Regions from separate parts of the Homo sapiens genome. Here region 2 is linked to region 1. Evidence: chromatin loops called from intact Hi-C (ENCODE). Cell type or tissue: sigmoid colon. All regions are shown on one strand. Each heading gives the region's core, and the rest is flanking DNA. Links, peaks and the distances in the headings are about the cores only.

Region 1 (10,593 bases), core at 1,372-9,371:
ACACCACAATCTCATAAGACAGGCTTTTTTTTCTTTTTCTTTCTTTTTTTTTTTAAATCAGGGTCTCGCTCTATCACCCAAACTAGTGGGCAGTAGAGTGATCATAGCTCATTGCAGCCTCAAATTCCTGGGCTCAAGTGATCCTCCTGCCTCAGCCTCTGGAGTAGCTGGGACCACAGGCGTGTGCCACCACACCTGGCAATTTTTTTTTTCTTTTTTTGGGAAGAAACAGAATCTTGCTATGTTGCTCAAGCTAGTCTCAGACTCCTGGCCTAAAGCGTTCCTCCTACCTTGGCCTCCCAAAGTGCTGGGATTACAGGTGTAAGCCACCTCACCTGGCAAGACAGGCATTTTTTAAAGCTGTATTTTGAAATACTTTCAAAAAACTTTCAGAAGTGATAAGTACAAAGAATTCTATACTTTTTAATCCAGATTTGCCTATTTGTACAATTTTGCCTCATTCTATATCTATACATTTACCCTGTGCCTCTTTAGCCTTGCAAATTTCCAAAGATCAAGGGCTCATATAAACAGTTATCAGATCATTTAATGTTGATACAATACTTTAATCTACAGCCCATACCCAATTTTATCAACCATCCCACTGATGTGCTTTATACCTTTTTTCCCACCATATGCTCACATACTGCATTTTTAAAATTTGTTTTAAAATTGTTTATTTTTAAAAATAGAGACAGAGTTTCACCACATTGTCCAAGCTGGTCTCACACTCCTGATCCACCCACCTCAACCTCCCAAAGTGCTAGGATTAAATATGTGAGCTACTGCACCTGGCCACATACTGCATTTTAGGTTTTTTTTTTTTTTTTTTTTTTTGAGATAGAGTCTTGCTTTGTCCCCCAGGCTGGAGTGCAGTGTCGTGATCTCGGCTCACTGCAACCTCCGCCTCCCGGGTTCAAGCGATTCTCCTGCCTCAGCCTCCCAAGTAGCTGGGACTACAGGCACAAGCCACCATGCCCAGCTAATTTTTTGTATTTTTAGGAAAGATGGTGTTTCAACATGTTGGCCAGGCTGGTCACGAACTCCTGAGCTCAAGTGATCCGCCCGCCTCGGCCTCCCAGTGTGCTGGAATTACAGGCGTGAGCCACCCCACCCGGCCAATTCATTTTGTTGTCACCTCTCTTCAGTGTCCTTTAACCTGGAGGTTAAATCCTTGGCCTTTGAGATAAGCACTCTTACTGTCCGCATTGTATAAGTGAGAAACTGAAGGCTCAGAGGGGTTGAAGCACTTGCCCAAAGTCACACAGCTACCAAACATTGAGCTGGGACTCAAGCCCAGGGGACTCTCTTTAGAGCTTGTGCTGCTCTTGTCCTCCAGGCCCAAGAGCTTCCAAAGAAAGACCTTTGTTGTTAACTGAACAGGGGCTCCCTCTGCAAACAGCTGCTCAAGGCACCTCACTCAGCAGGTGGTCATTAATTGAAGGAGCACCCTCCTGTGCACACATGGGCTGGGCCGCAGGCTGCCCGCTCCCCACACCTGGCAATGGCCCTGGCCAGATGCCCACCACCTCCCCCAGCAGGGCCCCACATAGCCATTTCCAGAGAAAGAATGTGCTTACCTGCAGAGGAGCCTCCCCACCTCCTGGCAAACTGGGCGATAACGAGGGCCTTAGAGGGCTGGGGCCAGGAGTGCCTGCCATGTTCTCCCCTTACAGTATAGTCGAGGCCCAAATGTCCAGGTCCAAAAGGCAGAGCCTGAAGTCATAATCACCTGCAGGCCACATCCCTAACCCACAGACCAGGGCTCAGGGGGAACCCATGAGGTCAACTGTCTAAGAGGGGCCTGAGTACTTTGGTTTTGTTGTTGTTGTTGTTGTTGTTGTTGTTTTAGACGGAGTCTTGCTCTGTCGCCCAGAGCAAGCTGGAGTGCAGTGGCGCTAACTCGGCTCACTGCAACTTCTGCCTCCTGAGTTCAAGCAATTCTCATGCCTCAGCCTCCCAAGTAGCTGGGACTACAGGCACACACCACCATGCCTGGCTAATTTTTGTATTTTTAGTAGAGACGGGGTTTCATCATGTTGGCCAGGCTGGTCTCAAACTCCTGACTTCAAGCAATCTGCCTGCCTCAGCCTCCTAAAGAGCTAGAATTACAGGTGTGAGCCGCTGCGCCAGGCCAGAGCCTGAGTACTTGCTAAGACACACAATAGGACCATGCTGGAAGGCTTACAGGAAGAAGGCACAGCAAAGGGCAAGGCCTGGGAGGTGGGAGTGGTGCAGGCTCTTACGCAGAGAGCAGAAAGCACTCAAGGGGGCCACACACAGTCTGCAGTATCTGGGAAGAGGAGGCAGGACCCAGATAGCTTCCCAACCGCCATGAGCCACAGATCCCAGCAGACACACAGCGGAAGAGGTGACATGAAGCTCTGCCACCGACCAAAAGGGTATCGTCCACCTGAGTCCCAGGCCGTTCTGTTAGGCTGTGAGGCTATTGTGTACTGAAATACCTCAAAATCCTGGAACCTCACCACGTGATATCCTGTCAAATTCAGAAACTGGCATCAGCCTCCAGACCTCATCTTGCAAACCCAATTCTAAGATTCAGATGCAGCAGAACTGCTCTTGAAAATTTACCAGAGCAAACACAAAGGGAATAAAGTTTTGCTTTTCTTCCTCATTGCCGACAATTTTGAAAACACAGAAAGCACGACTAAATAAGAAAATGATCTGTCCACGAACTCCCCCAAAGATACCCTAAATTTTTATACAGGGTATCTGTAAAAAGTAACGGCCCCTGCCTACCCTTCAATGCGCAAAAGCACAGCCTAGCCTGCCTGCAGTGTGAGTGTTTGGCGTCAAAGTGCATCCACTTGGTCTCCCCTACTGGCCATGGCAGGGCCCATGCCTAACTCAGCTCTCTGCCTCCTGCCCAGACACAGGCCACCCCTTGCTGGATTCAGCAGGGATGGGGAGGAGGGGACATAGGCCCCTCTCCATCAGCAACATTCCTTTGTGCCCATCAAGAAGGGGGCTCCAAGAGGTGGGGGTCAGGAGCAAAGCCCCAGGGCTCTTCTGGGTATGGGGTACGAACAGGAAGAGGGAGAGGTGGGCGGGGCAAGGGCAGGGAATGTGTGCTGCCCGTGGTCGGGCACTCACCAGGCCCACTTGATTCTGCATTTAGGGATGGAGCTCAGGCTCGCTGATGTGGACCCAAACCAGCTCCACCAAGAACACATGAGAACAGCCCGGCTCCTTGCTACCAGACCTGTGAGGACCTCCGCTTTCTCATCTGCAAATGGGACTGGTCGTTTGGGTCCTGCCTAACTTATGATTAAAGATACAAGGGATACGCAGGGGCTTTGTAAGGGCCTGGGAAATTGGAGGGCTCCCTGGGAGGGCTCAGCAGCCTCAGCTCTCCCTGCTCTCCTCTGTAAAAAGCCCAAAAGTACCCACTCTTTTAAGCCCAAGGGCACTTAGGGCCTGTGTGGCTGCTGAGGGAAGAGGACCCAGCACCTGGGGATCCCGAACGAGCAGAGGAGAGGCAGCTTTAGAACACCTGGTCCTGCGAAGCCAGGCTCCCAGCCACAGAAGACTGCTTCAGATGGAAAAGAAACTGAATCATAAAATCAGGAGTCAAAAAGAAAGAAAGAAAGAAAGGCTGGGCACAGTGGCTCACACCTGTAATCTCAGCACTTTGGGAGGCTGACGCAGGAGGATCACTTGAGCCCGGGAGTTCAAGACTAGCCTGGACAACATAGTGAGACCATGCGTCCACCAAAAAAAAAAAAAAAAAAAATTACTAAATTAGCCAGGCGTGGTGGCGCACACCTGTAATCCCAGCTGCTACTCGGGAGGCTGAGGTGGGAGGATCACCTGAGCCTGGGAGGTGGAGGTTGCCGTAAGCCATGATTGTGCCACTGCACTTCAGCCTGGAGGACAGAGCAAGGCCCTGTTTCAAGAAAAAAAAAATCCTGCCTCCGCATATGGACCCAACTCACCATGCAGGGTTCTCACCTCTGCTCCCCAGGCCCAGTCAGCCACTCCTGTGGGGTCCCCCCATAGACCTGGAGTCTGACCCCTCCCCACAGCCTGTCCCCAGCTCCACAGCCCACAAACTCCCTTCTACAAGGGCACCTGCCCACGTTTGAAGGCATTCACTGAACCTGAGAACCCCCTCCTCTCAGGGCCCAAAGCCCCTGCCTAAGTCCCCACAGCTGTAGCCTCACCCGGAGTTCACTACAGTCCTGTTGGTCATGCATTCATTCATTCATTCATTCATTCATTCAATCTCTGGAGCATCACTCTGGACCAGGCCCGAGGGGGCTTCAGCCGACCACACAGGGTATCCTGTTCCTCATTTTAAGGGCTCTACTTCTGTCCACGGCGCCCACGTGGTCATTTCCAGCTTCAGCTCTGGGACTCAGAAAGGAGTTCCTGGCCTTTGAGGGAGGGGACCTGAGACATAAACCAGTAAAGGGAACAACTCCAATCCATGGAGAGGCTCCAGCCTCTCTCCCCTACCCGGGGTCGGCTCCCATTGTCACTTCCTCATGTGCAAGGCATCTGGGTTTCCCGGTTGGGGTCCGAGGCAGGGGCCGGGCCTGGCTCACTCTCCCCTGGACCCTGGTCCCCTTTGGCCACCGAGGGGTCCTGCTCGCTGCTGGCTCCGGCGGGAGCGCTGCAGACCCACAGCCCGGTCCTGCGCCCACAGAGGCTGCTACCCTGTGCAGTGTTTGCTTCCAACAGGCCCCGCCGCCCCGAGCCAGCCCCCTTCTGTGCCCTAAGCCAGTCGGGCTCCACCACAGGGGTCTGGGGCCGGGCGGCCTCCCTCGAGTCTCAGTCTTGTTATCGGAAAGCGGGCGCCAGCTGGGGCAGCGTCTGGGAAGCGTCTCCTGGCCGTGCCTAAGGGAGGAGGTCGTGGCCCGAGGGAGGGGTCTCGGAGCATTTCCGACCCACCCGGGCAGGAGCCGCCACCGCCGGGCACCCGCGAGGCCGGGGAAGGGCGGGCCGGGAGAGGGGCCACCCGCCCGCCTGTGTGGGGACCGCGCGGAGAGGGGCAGCGGCCACGGGCACCCCCGACCCCGGGCGCATCCCCGGCCCGCCCGCCGCGCTCCCCCGCGCCCCGCGCTCACCTGCTGCGCGCTCCCGCTCCACCGCCGCCCGAGTGGCCGCCCCAGTGGCAGCGGGCTGGCCCGGCACTCACCGCGGGCGGGGAAGGAGGAGCGGCCGCAGGCGCCCCCCGCTGGCCGCGTGTCCCAGGCCTGGGGCGCGGGGGCGGGAGCCGGGGCGGGGGGCTGGGGGCTGGGGGGCGCCCAGGAGGCCGCGTCCACCCTGCAAGCGCAGCTGTCCCCGCCCCGCCCCACCCCACCCCACCCCACCCCAGCTCCCCTAGAACCGTGGGAAAGGCGCTGCCGCGGGAGGGAGCGGCCGGGCAAGCTCGGGGCGCCGCAGGAAGGAAAGGCGTCCCAGCAGGACCTTCTCCAGGTACCGCGCGCACGTGCTGGGGAGCGCCAGGCCGGCCCCACCCCCAGAGGGAAACACTTTCTAGCAAACTCTTCCAGTGTTTCTGCCCCAGGCCTCCCCTCCCCCTGCAGGAGCGCCCGTGTTTCTGGAAGGATCCACAGACGGCGGGCCAGTGCCCTCCTCCCAAGCCGGGGGAGCTTTGGTCCCGCCTTACGTCTCACTCAGGCCTTAACCTCCTATGGCAGGGCTCAGGGGCGGGAGATGACAGCGACCACCCCTGTAGGTGTCCTCAGAAAGTAGGTGTTGTAACCTCGTTGTGATCCCTGCAACCCAGGGTGGGGCCCCAGTGTTGGCAGAAAAAAAATCTGCTCTGTTTCCAAGAAACTCAGACAGGGTGAGCAAGAAAGCCTCCTGTGAGTCACCCTGGGAGGGGCAGAGGAGGTCGTCCGCAGGAGTAATCAAGTCTACGAGGGCATTTCTCACTCGCAGACCCCCATGAATCCCGCCCTTTCCCACTGGTCTAAAGCTCCCTGGTACCCAGGAATTGGGGGTTCCCACTTCACTGAGAGGGGTTACAGAAGCACCTGTTATGCCGATTTCTCAGGTCCGACCCCCAAGGCCCTAGCAGGTCTTCATAGAAAGGGCCAGAGAGTCTGTAGTTTAACAAGCACGGAGGAAATCTATGACAAACAGGTAGCAGAAACGCTGATCTACTGGGAACCTATGGTGGAATCCTGGAGCCTGCTACCCCGGCTCACCCTAGAGGGGAGAGATCTTGGTGTGGGAGGGCGTTGCCCCCCGCGGTGGGCCTGGAACCCAGCCTCAGGCCACCCACGTTGAAACCATGCTGAGAAATCAGATGGCCGAGGCTGGAAGGTGGAGCCTCTGATTTCCACTCCAGATGGCCACAGAGAGGTCCCACCTGAGACTTACATCCCAGCAGCAGCAAGCCCTCTCGGCTTCCCGCGCTGGTCAGGCAGCTCCTCTGGGCTCGTGCAGCCCCCGGGCATCAAGCATGGTGGCATTTGGCTCTCTGGGCCGGTGCGACTCCACTACTCATCGGCCTCCCCGTGGAGGGCCCTGGCCGGGTCACTGCAGCATCCTGAGGGCTCACCCGGGAAGATCTGAGCAGCTGGGGCCTCCCTGCGCCGGTAATGGGAATCCCGGCAGCAGTGAAGAAAGGTAATAGGATCATCAGCAGAGCCAGCTTCCGAAAGCACCGCCCACCCCCGGCAGCCCCACCCCTTTAGCAGAACCTTGAAAACGAAGAAACCCACCTGTTTCCCCAAGGCCTTCAGAACAGCCAGTGCCTCAGGGTCACGGTGACCTCTGCCAAGGTCAGCCCTGGAAAGAGAGAGGGGAGCGGAGCCAGCTATGGAGGGAGGGTCCTGCTGGGACCCACACTCAGTGCTCTCCAAGCCAGGAGCCCTCAGCCCTTTCCGGTGTGTGGAACAGTGCTATGACTTCCCAGCCCGTCATCTGTGTGTCATCTTCACGCAAATCTATGAGCAAGTCTCCTGACAGCAGACAGGAAAACAGAGCTGGAGAAAGTGAGTTATACACCGTGCCTGCATAACTGCTCCCATCAGAACCTTCGGGACATATCCATCATCCCCATGGTCCTCATCGCCACTGTGGACCTGTCAGCGGGATCACCCCGTTGGATACTCAGTCCTCAATAGGGGATTCTCAAATGGTAACCAGCAACGGACTCACCCAGAGGTCTGGTGAAGGCACACATGGCTGGGCTCCACTCAGTTTCGAATTCAGCAGAACTGGGTCCGTACTGAGACTTAACTTCTGTCTCACTCCCAGGTTACGCTGATGCTGCTGGTCCTTGGCAGACTGGGTAGCAAGGCTCTAAGGCACTGGATTCCAAATAAGGCTGGAGTCCCATTCCCAGAGATTCTGGTCCTTGGGTGGGTCTGGGAATATGCAGTATTTTTAAAATCCAGGTGAGTTTAATTTGTGACAAGGATGGCACTTCAAATCAGAAAGGAAAAGGAATGGCGCCTTTTTTTTTTTTAAAGCCACAGCTGGATAAACTGGTGGCACGTGGCTGTGGTCCCAGCTACTTGGGAGGCTGAGGCAGGAGGATCGCTTGAGCCCAGGAGGTGGAGGCTGCAGTGAGTGGTGATCGCACCACTGCACCCTAGCCTGGGCAACATAGCGAGACATGGGCACACAGAACCACATCTGGTTATTTTGTTTGTTTGTAGAGACAGGGTCTCACTATGTTATCCAGGCTGGTCTCAAACTCCTGGGCACAAGTGATCCTCTTGCCTCAGCCTCCAAAGTGCTGGGTGGGATTAGAGGCATGAGTCACCTGCACCTGGCCTAAAAATTTTTTTTAATAAAAATTCGTTTAATTTTTATTTAAAAAAAATTTTACACCAGCAGTGGCATGAGCTTGTAGTCCTACCTATTGGGAGGCCAAGGCAGGAGAATCGTTTGAGCCCAGGAGTTTGAGACCAGCCTGGGCAACATAACAAGATCCCTGTCTTTTTAAAAAAACAAACAAAAACTAATAGAGGAAAGATATTTGTGTTTGAAAATGAAACCTATAAGAGAAAATACGTTAGTAATTTTGGAGTGGAGAAGTATGCATGGGAAATTGAATGCACACGGAAGAGCTGCTGTTGAAAGTTGCATGTCTCTGTCCAGATGAGGAAGTCTCCAGATGTCCACATCTAATGTGTTTGTGATTTTAATGATTTATTTATTCATTGAGACAGAGTGTTGCTCTGTCTCCCAGGCTGGAGTGCAGTGGCGCAATCTCAGCTCACCGCAACCTCCACCTCCCGGGTTCAAGCGATTTTCCTGCCTCAGCCTCCCAAGTAGCTGGGACTACAGGCGCCCACCACCACGCCCAGCTAATTTTCGTTATTTTTAGTAGAGACAGGATTTCACCATGTTGGCCATGCTGGTCTCGAACTCCTGACCTCAAATGATCCATCCACCTTGGCCTCCCAAAGTGCTGGGATTACAGCCATGAGCCACCACACCCAGCCGTGTTTATGATTTTAATTATCCACTGTGTTGATAAGCTCCAGAACGCAGTGACCTGGGGTCCCTCCTAACTTATGAGTGCCCAGTGCCCACTGCTCCAGGGCACTCTGCATGTGTTGCCCGAGTCACTTTCTGTGGTGGGCAAGAGTTTGGGGCTTTATTTCACTTGTGCAACGAGAAGATTTAAAAATTTAAAATCAACCACAACAGAAGCTAACAGTCATGTATTTCGGCCACCTTAATCCTGCCCTTCACCAGGCAATGAGAACAACAGCCAAGTAGGAGAATATAAAAGTTTCCTGAGCGGTGCCTGTCCTTTCAGTCCTTTTACAGCCTCCTGATGCATCACTACGCAGAGCGTGGCGTTAGCCTCCTCAGCCAGATGGTCCTTGCTGCCTGTCCCCGAGGAAGGAAGAGCTCCCTGCTTTCCCACACTTCCTCCAGTGGTGCTCGCCACAGGACAGAAGCTCAGTGAGTGCCTAAGCACAGGCAATACTGCTCATGAGGTTTTTTTTTTTTTTTTTTTTTGAGACAGAGTCTCTCTGTTGCCCAGGCTGGAATGCTGTGGTACGATCTTGGCTCACTGCAACCTCCACCTCCCTGGGTTCAAGCGATTCTCCTGCCTCAGCCTCCGGAGTAACTGGGATTACAGATGTCCGCCACCACCCCTGGCTGATATTTGTAGTTTTAGTAGAAATGGGTTTTCACCATGTTGGCCAGTCTGGTCTCCAACTCCTGACCTCAGGTGATCCACCCACCTTGGCCTCCCAAAGTGCTGGGATTACAGGTGTGAGGCCCCGCGCTCAACCATAATTTCTAATTAGAAAAGGGAAGAAGGCCAGGTGGCTCATGCCTGTAATCCCAATACTTTGGGAGACTGAGGCGGGCAGATCACTTGAGGCCAGGAGTTCAAGACCAGCCTGGCCAACATGGTGAAACCCCATCTCGGCTAAAAAAAAAAAAAAAAAAATACAAAAATTAGCCGGGTGTGGTGGTGCATGCCCGTAATCCCAGCTACTCAGGAGGCTGAGGCAGGAGAATTGCTTCAACCCAGGAGGTAGAGGTTGCAGTGAGCTGAAATTATGCCACTGCACTCCAGCCTGGGCAACAGAGTGAAACTCCATCTCAAAAGAAAAAAAAAAAAAGAAAATTTAAGAAGCAGCTAAGAGTGCCAGTCCTTCCCCTACCCCAGCAGGAACCGGTAAGCCTTTTCTCTGGAAGAAGGTAAAATAGACAGTCTCTGAATTGGGGAACACCAAGCCCAGCTGTGGGCAGGGCTACCCAACTGAAAACAGGAAAACTTTAAAGGCAAATTCACATGGAAGGCTGGGACACACGCCTCCCCCCACCTCACACTAGCCCTCTTCCACCCTCAGCTCCCAGGATGTTGGTGGCCCAGAGCCTTACCCCCAGGCTGGAGGAATTCTTTGGGGAACCCCACAGCCTGCTAATTCTTACAGAAGCACACCACTGACTTAGCCATATTGATTGACAGAGCTTCCCCCCAGCTCTTAAATATGTGCAGGTAACCAGGAATCACCAGAAATCCATGGACAGCCTCAACCCCACAGAGAGTCCAAAACAACAAATGAGAAAAAAGCTAACAGGGACTATGCAGGTAGACAACAACCTAACAAAATGATACCATTCATATCCTCAGAGATTCCAAACCTATATTGTAACTAGGAAACAAAATTGGATACTATTTTTTTTAACAAGGAACATCTGGGGCCAAGAAAAGGACTTGGAAAGTAAAAACATGATAACAGAAATTTAAAAACAACAGAAAGTTTGGAAGTGGAACAAAAAGTCAGAGATGGAAAATAGAGAAGAAAAGCTAAAATGAGAGGATCAGTTCAGGAGATGCAATACCTGAATAGTTATGGAGTTCCTGAGAAAACAGAAAGGAGGGGAAAAAATAATTCCAGAAGTTTCCCAGGACTGAAGGACATGCAGTACCACATCAGATGCCCCATCACATCAAGTTCCCAGTGCAGTAGATGAAAACAGACTCGCCTAACTTTCATAATAGTGACATTTCAGAACACAAAGAGGAGATCCCAAAAGTTTCAAAAAGAAAGGTTACAACTAGCTTTAGACTTCTCACAACAACGCTGGGAGTGATGAAGCAATGTTTTCAAATTCTGGAGGAAAGATGTTTTC
Region 2 (9,298 bases), core at 1,299-9,298, 68 kb before region 1:
CCCTGCATACCCAGTGGGAATGATGCCCTTGTATGGGTAATTAGGCACCTCCCACCCACCCCTGACAAAAGCACACTGGGAGTTTTATAGCACTGTCACATGGCTAGTGTTCTTTTTTGGTTTTTTCCGTTTTTTAAAGAAAGAGGAGTTACTTAGTACTATAGCAAAGTAATAAGCCAAATAAGATAAACTAAGTCATCCTTGAATAGATCAGGGAATTACCAGATTACCAAAAGGTGACATTTCTACTTTACTTACTGTTTATCTGAAATACAAAGGTCAAGTACCCAAGGAGTTGAACTCTAAGTAGGAGACCACAAGATTCATGGCCCCCTTTTATCAGCAAGCTGAGATAAATGGTGATTTTGCTGAATCGGTATAGAACCTGTTATACACAAGGGAAAAAAATCAGGATGGAGATAGATAGATAGATAGCCTTGTTCAGTGAACAAATTAAGTTTGAAGGCCCTTATACAATCCTTCTATAAATCACCCAGGCAGGAAGCCATTTGATTTCTATTATTTTCCTGACTTTGAAAATTAATTAGTATTTAGGAAGAACAAATAGGGTAAAGGAAAATTAATTCCCTCAAAAGACTTAAAATCTTATGCTAAAAGAGTCAAATTTTCAAGTTGTTTGAGTCTACTTTTAATCTCTAGTGAGTTCATGAGGACCACGAAAATAAAATACCTTCAGATATTTGAGTTTTTCAAATTGCTAATTTAATGTATAAAAAGCAGCTAAACACTGGTACTTTATAAAAATGAAACAGCATTTTGAAACAAATGTTACAGATCTATAAATATTCATTATATAGAATAAACCCTAGTTACTTGCATGCACCACCTCAAATCATATTTCTTTACACTGACCTATTATATACACAAAGTATACAGTGGTTAATGATCTTCTCTTCTGTTTGTTTGTTTGTTTGTTTGTTAGGAAATTTCCTCAATAAGCCAGAAAACCTTAGGTATTATTTTCACAAAAGTTAACTCAGGAGAAATTGTAAGGAAGTCCTTGACCCATGGAGAAGGTCACTGTTTGTTTGTTTGTTAGATACGTGTGTCTGTCATAAAACAAAATGACACCAGTAATTACTTGGTAATTTAAAAACAAGTTCATAAAAAGAAAATACCTGCAGGTAATTTTTATGGTCAGTTATATTCTATAACCTGAACACTGAAAACTAAAAACTTTTACTTACAAACTATTATTATCTGAGCACAGCACAGTGCTTTGCTTTAATTGGAAATAAAAATGCATGAGTGAGTGGTAGTCAGTTATTTGTTAAACTCCCAACTGGGGTTTCTGTTGTTACTGAAGAAAAAAACAAATATTCCAAGAGTACAAATATGCTGACCTCAGAGAGGCCCAGTGCACTAATGTGTTTCTATGTTATATTAGCAACAGAAACCTTCCTGACTTGCCAGGAGAGCCCCCGCCGGGCAGCCCTGGTCACTGCTAGATCTTGAGAGCACAGATTTCAGTATAGTATTCATGTGAAACCAGCCCTTCATGTAAAAAGTTTTGGTGTGTAAAAAAGGCAACTTAAGCGAGGCTAATTGCCCTTACCAGCATTGTTGCCATGAAATTCCTTTATACAGCAAGTTCTTCTATTCATACTGATTCCACTTATGTGCAGCACATGAGAGCTGCCACTAGTCTACCCAGCACCTTTGTGCAAATTAGAATACACCTGCCCTTCCTCGGGCTGATAAAGCCACACGACACAGCACAGGCAGACAGGTTCAATTTTCGTTCCCTCCACCGCCACCCCCGCACTTAGCTGTACTCTTAATTTGCAGCCCGGGGCAACTCATCCCAGGACCCCAACAAGTCTGGTCAGTCACCCAATCTGCAACCCTGTATAATCATCTTGTAAAGGCTCCTGTATGCAAGACTTTGTGTAGAACTTTACGGGGTTCATGGGGACACCTAGCTAAGAATCCCTGCTATGTAGGGAAACTGAGTGCATTAGAAATCCTGGCGATGCTCTGGTGATGAGGCCACCGGTTAAGTCTTCCGGTTATGAAGTCCATTCAGAAAAAGTCACGGGCAGTTTGGTCATTTCTCACCCTGTTGTTACAGTTAGGTTGACTTTCAATTCCTTGGGAAGTTGAAGCACAGTAAGACACATCCCCAAAACCTGGCTTTTTGCATTTGCCTTGACTCACGCAGTTTCAGAGCAAGAACGGCTCAGCATTTGTGAGGGGGCGGGCTTCCCAGATCCAGGAGCCTCTGCATGCACCCATGCGGAGTAGATCCTTCTAGTTTTGAAGCTCTCCAGAGTTAGCTGTGAAGACTAAAGGAAAGAAGAGATGCACTCACAGGTTGTCCAAGTTGTCTCTAAACAGACTCCATTCCTTTCTGGTAAGAAAAGTAAGATACAGTTGAAGGACGGCAGGGGAGAACGCAAAGATGTGTGAGTAATCAAGGAAGAGGTGAAAGGCCGCACCTTACTTTCAAAGCACCTCTCTCCAGAATGCTTGCCTCACAAGCTGCCTCATTCAAAGGCAAGGCTCTGCTGCTCCCCGCCTTCTTGCTGTGACCACATTCCTCAGGACTCTATCCCCACAGCCAGCTGACCCCATAAGCTGATGCTAGACAGTAGTCCTCCTTACATGTCAGTGGTTAAAAAGGCAGAGCATACACTGGAGGGAAGAGATTTATGTCTAGTGTCTGAAAAGTCATTCAAAAGGATAAAAACCCCATTAATGTATTCATTTAAAACAAACATGCCAGACAAGGCAAAAAGTAACAGTGTTAATTGTGGTGTTTTTCTCTCTACCTGTTTGAAACCGTTTACAGATGTAAAACACCCCTTTCAGCTTCATTTACCAGAATGCCTCTGTGAGAAATGCTGTCATTGCCAGGCCCACCAGGGAGAGGGAGTCTCCAATCCGTGCTAGACAGCTCAGCTTACTCCCCCTTGGTGTCTAGAAAAACAGACCTCACTTGTGCGTGCCCACAGGCCACTGAGGTGGAAGTCTGTTTTCATCATGTGCTAAAGTTGCCTGCCTGGCACCTCAGGGAACAAAGATCTCAAAGTCAGCCCCGAACCAGTGAACATTCTCCAGCTGGCCTGGAAACTGTTACAGACCAGGCACAGAGCTTCTGGCCTCCCCTGCGCATTATGGCTCAGTGGCTGCTTCGAGCCAGAATCTGGTGCATGTGTCTGAGAAATCCTCCAGTGCAGGTCCAAAGAAGCCAACATGCACAGCCATCTGCATGCCTTTGGGATTGGCGTGGGGCGGAGAGTCTTCTCCTGGGCTTGCTTCAGGGAAGGAGACTGGCTTCCCGGCCTTTTCGGAATCCAGCAGGAGCCCTCAGTTCAGCCCCAGCCCCTGAAACTTGGCAGTGTCCGTACAGACAAAGTAAGTCCTCAGCTCGCCTTTGCCTTTGACGTTGATCAGGCCACGGCATTCACAAGAGTACCCGAGGCCCTGGAGGATGGTGCAGGTCTCCTCGGTAACCTGAAAAGGAAGAGAGACCTGTTGTCTTCAGAGGCGGGAAGAACACCTGTCATGGTAGGGACAGATAGAGACTGCCCAGGCATGCAGTCTGCCTTCCCTGGAGAGTGTGATAGCTAGAACCATGGCTGCTGGGTGAGACAGCAGCTCTTAAGTCCAAGTCCCCTCACCTCTGGGGAAGATCTTTTCCCCTTAGTCAACTGCTTCCCCAATAGGTCTTTACCTGGATTTTCCCAAGTTCTCCAGTGCTTTCCATTCGGCTGGCCACATTGACAGTGTTTCCCCAGATGTCATACTGAGGTTTTCGGGCCCCAATCACTCCAGCAATCACAGGCCCATGGTTTATGCCTGAAGATGATGTTTACAGTTACCCAAGCGTGCAGGCAAAGCCTCAAGCTTCTGCCCTTAGAGGAGGCCAGAGAATCCATACCCCAGCACAGGATGCGGGGACAAAACAACTAGAGTGAAGGCTGGGTTGCTTCCCAGAGTCACTGCGTTGCAGTCGGGCTTGGGGTATGAGGAGGGCATTCCCCGGCCAGCTCTTTTTCAGACTCAGAAGTCTGGGTTTGATGTTAACACTTGTATCTGCTAATCTCTCTTTTAACAAAGAATACTTTGTTAAAAGTATTAACAAAGGCCTGGCTTTGAGCGCAGGCCCGCAACTATTTAGGTTTAGTAACTTTGCTTCCTTCTCTATATTTTAAGGTCACCTGTTTACAGACAATAATTTTGGTTCTCCATTTTCTGTAGTTACGTATTATTAAAACTCTCAATGGTAACTATATGCTAACTATATGCAAAACATCAGAATAATTGTCCAACTGCTGAGCTTGTCAGATCAGAGGGATTTCTAAAACCTTTCATAATAGATGGCGAGGTGCAGCTGTGCCACACAGACTGGGTGGACTGGCCTAGAGGCAGGGGCTCCCCACCCCGCTCCATCACCCGGGCTCACCGACGCGGAGGCGGAAGGAGTTGAAGGAGTGCCTGTTGATGCCGTCCAGCTTACTCATCAGGGCGATGCTGAACTCCACCATGACACCAATGTGGGCATGCTGCCGCTCCAGCTCCTGCGGGACAGGCTGTGGGTCAGATCCTTGCATCTCCAGAGCCCCCAGACCTAGTGGGCCCTGGCGCGCCACTCTTGTTGAGGATCCCCACCACTAAAATCCTGGCTGAGCCCTACAAGTACCTGTGCCCCTCCCCCAGGACGAGATAAGGGCACACCCTTTAAGTAAGGTGACAGGTCACCTTTAAGTGAGGACAGTCAGCTGAATTTCACCTCTTGGGCTTGAGTACCTGGTTCTCGTGCCCTGAGGCGACGCTGAGCCCTGCAGCTGCCATGTACGTGCTGCCGATGGTCTTGATCTTCTCCACGCCGCTGAACTTGGGCTTCAGTAGGAGCTGCAGGCAAGAAGGAAGCGGTGAAGCAGCCGCCACTCCATAGCCGCAGCCAGGCTGCCCCTGCTTCTCAGGAAGGGTGTGGGGTTCCCTCCACCCATCGCCGCCTCTCGCACACACGTCTCATGGCTGCCCTGCCAGCTGAGCGCATGACTAAGCATGGTGAGGACATGGCCCTTGGCGGCTCCTGCTCTTCCTGTTGTCTCCGTCCCCACACTGTCTCCCTCTTCCCTTCCATCTGTGTCTGCACAGAGCAAACACAGCATTATCTACACAGGAATGTAGATTCTTTGTCTCCAGCAAAGAATTCAACCCAAACTGATTTCCTCTGTTTGGCTTGGTTGATAGCGTGGGCTTAGTTGGAAATGAAGCTAAGGGGCCTGAGTCTAATCTTAGCAAGCTGCCCATCACAGAGAAGATGCCAACGAATTATTTGCTGCATAAAACAGAATGAAAAAGAAATGTGTACCTTTATATTCTGTGTAATGTATGTTCCCCCCAGGCGGGCCACGTCGTTTTTTTTTTGTTGTTGTTGTTGTTGTTTGAGACAGAGTTGTGTACTGTTGCCCAGGCTGTAGTGCAGTGGCGTGATCCCAGCTCACTGCAACCGCCTCCCAGGTTCAAGCGATTCTCCTGCCTCAGCCTCCCAAGTAGCTGGGATTACAGGTGTGCGCCCCAAGCCCAGCTTGTAATTTTTTGTATTTTCAGTAGAGACAGGGTTTCGCCATGTTGGCCAGGCTGGTCTCGAACTCCTAGCCTCAAGTGATCCACCCACCTTGACCTCCCAAAGTGCTGGGATTATAGACCACCTTGCCCAGCTCTGTGTCACATTTTTAAATTGGGTTTTAGGATGGCAGGTGCCACCGCCCTTCCCTCTCCAGCATGGGTGGGGGCTGCTGCGCAAGGCTGGGCTAGAGGCTGTACCTCGTCGAAGTCGGCAATGATCTCATTGAGCAGGCGTAGGCACTCCAGCCCTTCTTTGTTGACATCGCACTCTGTGTAGAACACTTTGAAGTCCGGCACGGAGGCAAACATGACACAGACGCAGTCATAGGACTGATGGTACCAGTCCTGGATGGGAAGAAACCGGACCTTACACCACTTCACCTCTTGAGGGGACAGGAAGAGTGGCAAGGCCTCAGGAGCAGATGGCACTGCTGAACTGCCCAGCCCAGCTTTCGGGGAGTGGGGAGGGGGGCGGGCTGCATGAGTTTCATCTGGTGGCTGTTACCGGGTGATTAAGAATTGGGTGGCCAGGGAGGGTCAGGCTCAGGTTGGTTTTTGCTCACAGAAGCACCATGGGTGTTTCCATGTACACATGGGGTGAGAACCTCTGCAGTAGTGGAGGGTAACGGGAGGTCTTCATTCTCACTGGGCCTCCGTTTCCTATCTAGAAAACTTGCTACACATAACTAGTAGAAGTACAGACATTTTCATCAACACAGAATGTCCAGATCACAAACCCCTGAACACACATTTCATCCTCGCCACAAGCCTGTGGGGAAGGGCTGTCAGCCCATTTTACAGAGGTGAAGACCAAGGCCTGGGAAAGCAAGGTGCCTTGTTCACGACCACACTTGAGCCCAGGTCCCTGACCCCAGGCCCATGCTCTCACAGCTGATGCCATACATTGTCGCCTGGGCATCCCGGTGAGGCCAGGACCTGAGGAAGCCAAGCTCAGCATGCACTCCAGCTCCACACCTTCACCCTACGGACTGCGCCTGGACCGTCCGCCTCCCTGCCCCCGCCCCAGCCCCTTCTCAGCACACCTCGTTTAACTTGTCACCGATAAAGTGGGCAGCCACGTGGGCTGGCAGGACGTTCTCCAGAAGAAGGCGGTTCACGTTCTCCATGGTCTCAAACTCCTCGTGCTCCTTCTTGAACTTCTTCTTCCATAGGCAGTCCAAGCGGCAGTAATAGTCAATCTGCAAACGGCAGCAACATAAGCGCCCCGTCCACAGGCAAGTGGGAGCCGTGCTGCTGTGCATCTCCTAGCCAGGTCTGTCTGTCCCTGGCGTCCTTGGAGCCTCTGGCCAGGGGACCAGTGCTTTCCTGGCAGGACTCTAGTCTTTTCTGCTACTCCACCTGAGCCCACCCCACCCCACCCCATCTCCAGATGGAGGTGAGGAAAAGTGGGCAGAGCTTGGGGGGGGGGGGGGGGCCAGCCTCCTTACCTGTCTGGAGAGTGTAAGCAGGGTGATGTAGAACAGGACCAGGTAGAAATTGGTCATGGTCTTCAGGTCCTTCCAGGAACAGCTAGGGGTGCCACTGAATGCGAAGGGAGGCCCAAGTCACTCCCAGCACTCACCACTCCAACCCACTGAGTCATGCTCTCCAGGTGCCACGCACACCCAGGGGAAAGGGGAAAATTGATTCTAATGGGGTGGGTAGAAAACAAGACAACTTTGGGGTATTATAAAGGGGGGAGGGGAGAGGTGGGCAGGGAGATGGGGGAGCCCTTGTGGGGAAGACCTCTGATCTCACCCCTGAATGACCAGAATCAGCTGTGATGAGGGCCTGAAGGGAGCCCAGAACTGGTGAGCCAGGGTCAGTGGCAGGCGGGGTGGGGTGGATGGGTGGCATAAGGATTTTGCAGGTGCGGGGCAGACCCACAGGAGCAGGTTCTGTTCTGGGTCCCAGGCTTCCAGCTTTTTTGTTTAGGGGGGCCAGGTCCGCTCCTTAATCCACTTGGGACCCAGAACCCCTAGAACCACACACCCCAGCCCTGCCAGCCTCAGGTATCACCACCTGTCCAGGAAGAGATGGAAGCAACTGCTCCTTCCAGAACTCGAGACCCAGGATGTGGCCTTGAGAGGCACAGAGCTAGAGCTGCAGCCTCCTTCCCTCCCCACCACTAGACTGGCCTGGAAACAGGATGACCCGGTGGCCTCTGTCAGACTAGGGACTTCCTAAAGAACCTGCCAGTGAATTCCTCGGCTCTGAGCGCTGGACACCATCTGCCAGCCCCGCCCTGCAAGGTGCCCACTCCCCATGAACACAGAAGCCCCTTGGTGCGAGCAGGCAGGCACCAGATGAACAGGCCACCATGGGGATGGGGACGGGGACGGGCGGGACCCCACCTGGTGGTGCCGTTGGGCTTGGTGAGGTTGCCCAGGCCTTGGCCGCAGCAGTCCCACTGCCAGCATGGGGAGAGGTTGAAGAGCACCAGGTAGGCCACCAGGGCCACTGTCAGCAGCACAACCTTTGGCTCCAGGCTCATCCTCAGGAAGACCGAGCAGGCGATGAAGCCCAGGACACAGCTGCAGGTGTAGTACTGAGGGGGCAGGGTGTCACTCAGGACAGGGCCACCCCACCACGTACTCTCGCCTCCAGCCCAGCACATACCACAGAGCCCCACTCCCTGCACCTCAGCATCACGCTCTTGCCTTACCACCTCCCTTCTCAACAAAAAACAATGAGACCTAAGAGTGTCCAGTGTTGTTTTCACTGTAGTTTTATTTCTTATGAAGTGAGCTCATTTAAACGGGAAAAAACAGTATGCAGGTGCTGTGGATACAACAGACCACAGTCAAGGTCAAGGCCGGAGCGTGCATGCATCCAAGCTGCCTCCCTGAGTTTTTGTGAGCTTACCCTCCCAAAGGACCTCTGCCCTGCTCAAGATTGTGCTGTGGCTCCCCAGCCCCCAGAATAAAGACCACGCTCTTCACACCCCGGCATTCCTGCACCTCCCAGTCTGGATCAAGCCTGCCCCCGGCTCCATCTCCCAGTTCTCCCCACTCCCTCTCCAGGAGACAACCCACCCAAAACCCCACTGCTCCCAACACACGCCTCGGCTTTTTCCCATGCTGTCCCTTGTCCCAGAACCTTTCTGCCTTTTAGAGCCCAGCTCACTGCACTGCCAGCCTCTGAAGCTGCAGAGTCTGCTGTCTGCAAGGCCCTCCAGGCAGAGACCTTGACCTCTGCCATCAGCCTGTCTGGGCCTGCCCTGGCGCCATCACCTAATGAAGCCCCTCCCTGAGCTGTGCATACTCGTGTATAAAATAGTGACAGGCCTGTCAGAGAGGAAGTGCCCTGACCAGAGACCCGCACAAGGCCAGATGCTCCCCTCACTCCCTGCCTACCCACACAGCCTAGACCAAGCCTGCCAAGGCCAGGACTCCTCACTCCCTTGGGCCAGAGGCCAGCTGGGCCCATGGGACCCTGCTTTCCCAGCTCTGCAGGAGAGGCTGTTCTCAGCCTCCACATGCTGTGCTCTCAGGGGTCAGCACCCATGCTTTGAGGGTCCAAACTACACCTCTGGCAGCAGCAGCCCCACTCTGAATGAGGCCACGGAGCCGGGCCCGGCGCACTCACCGGGAGGGGCTCACACAGGGCTCTTGTCTTGCTGCTCGCGGCCAGTAGGCCTGTCTCATTGCCAACAGGCAGCTCTGGAACTTGGAAAGGCATCAGGGGCTGTAGAGGA

What was found. A loop is a pair of places that touch in the nucleus more often than their neighbours do. Peaks named below come from ENCODE experiments on the same cell type or tissue, not always from the same donor. Only the 100,000 strongest peaks of a DNase experiment are listed, where the experiment ranks them.
Region 2: a loop joins it to region 1, with 2.0 times the contacts of the local background. A loop is called at or near these places in 15 of 110 quality-filtered maps.

The regions. Positions count from the first base shown.
Region 1 is chr16:50,240,701-50,251,293 of GRCh38, reverse strand. It overlaps a transcript of ADCY7 not described here. Among named protein-coding and RNA genes, the nearest start is that of ADCY7, 21 kb to the left of the region's middle. RefSeq lists silencers at 4,608-4,667, 4,748-4,987, 5,008-5,267 and enhancers at 4,118-4,829, 5,543-6,254, 6,255-6,967. In sigmoid colon, for the core only: a CTCF peak has its summit at 5,276; DNase peaks (open chromatin) are centred at 4,362, 4,744 and 5,675; H3K4me3 peaks cover 1,612 bases; H3K27ac peaks cover 489 bases.
Region 2 is chr16:50,309,538-50,318,835 of GRCh38, reverse strand. It overlaps ADCY7 (adenylate cyclase 7), which reads right to left. Exons shown (of 26, transcript NM_001114.5): 18 at 9,190-9,288; 19 at 7,956-8,149; 20 at 7,050-7,143; 21 at 6,645-6,800; 22 at 5,800-5,946; 23 at 4,774-4,878; 24 at 4,430-4,544; 25 at 3,698-3,822; 26 at 701-3,477. The coding sequence ends at 3,331. BRD7 (bromodomain containing 7) reads left to right here. Exons shown (of 17, transcript NM_013263.5): 17 at 1-2,879. Among named protein-coding and RNA genes, the nearest start is that of MIR6771, 22 kb to the right of the region's middle. RefSeq lists enhancers at 4,205-5,404, 8,704-8,998. In sigmoid colon, for the core only: no CTCF peak of the experiment used is centred there; DNase peaks (open chromatin) are centred at 3,035, 4,975 and 8,045; H3K27ac peaks cover 555 bases.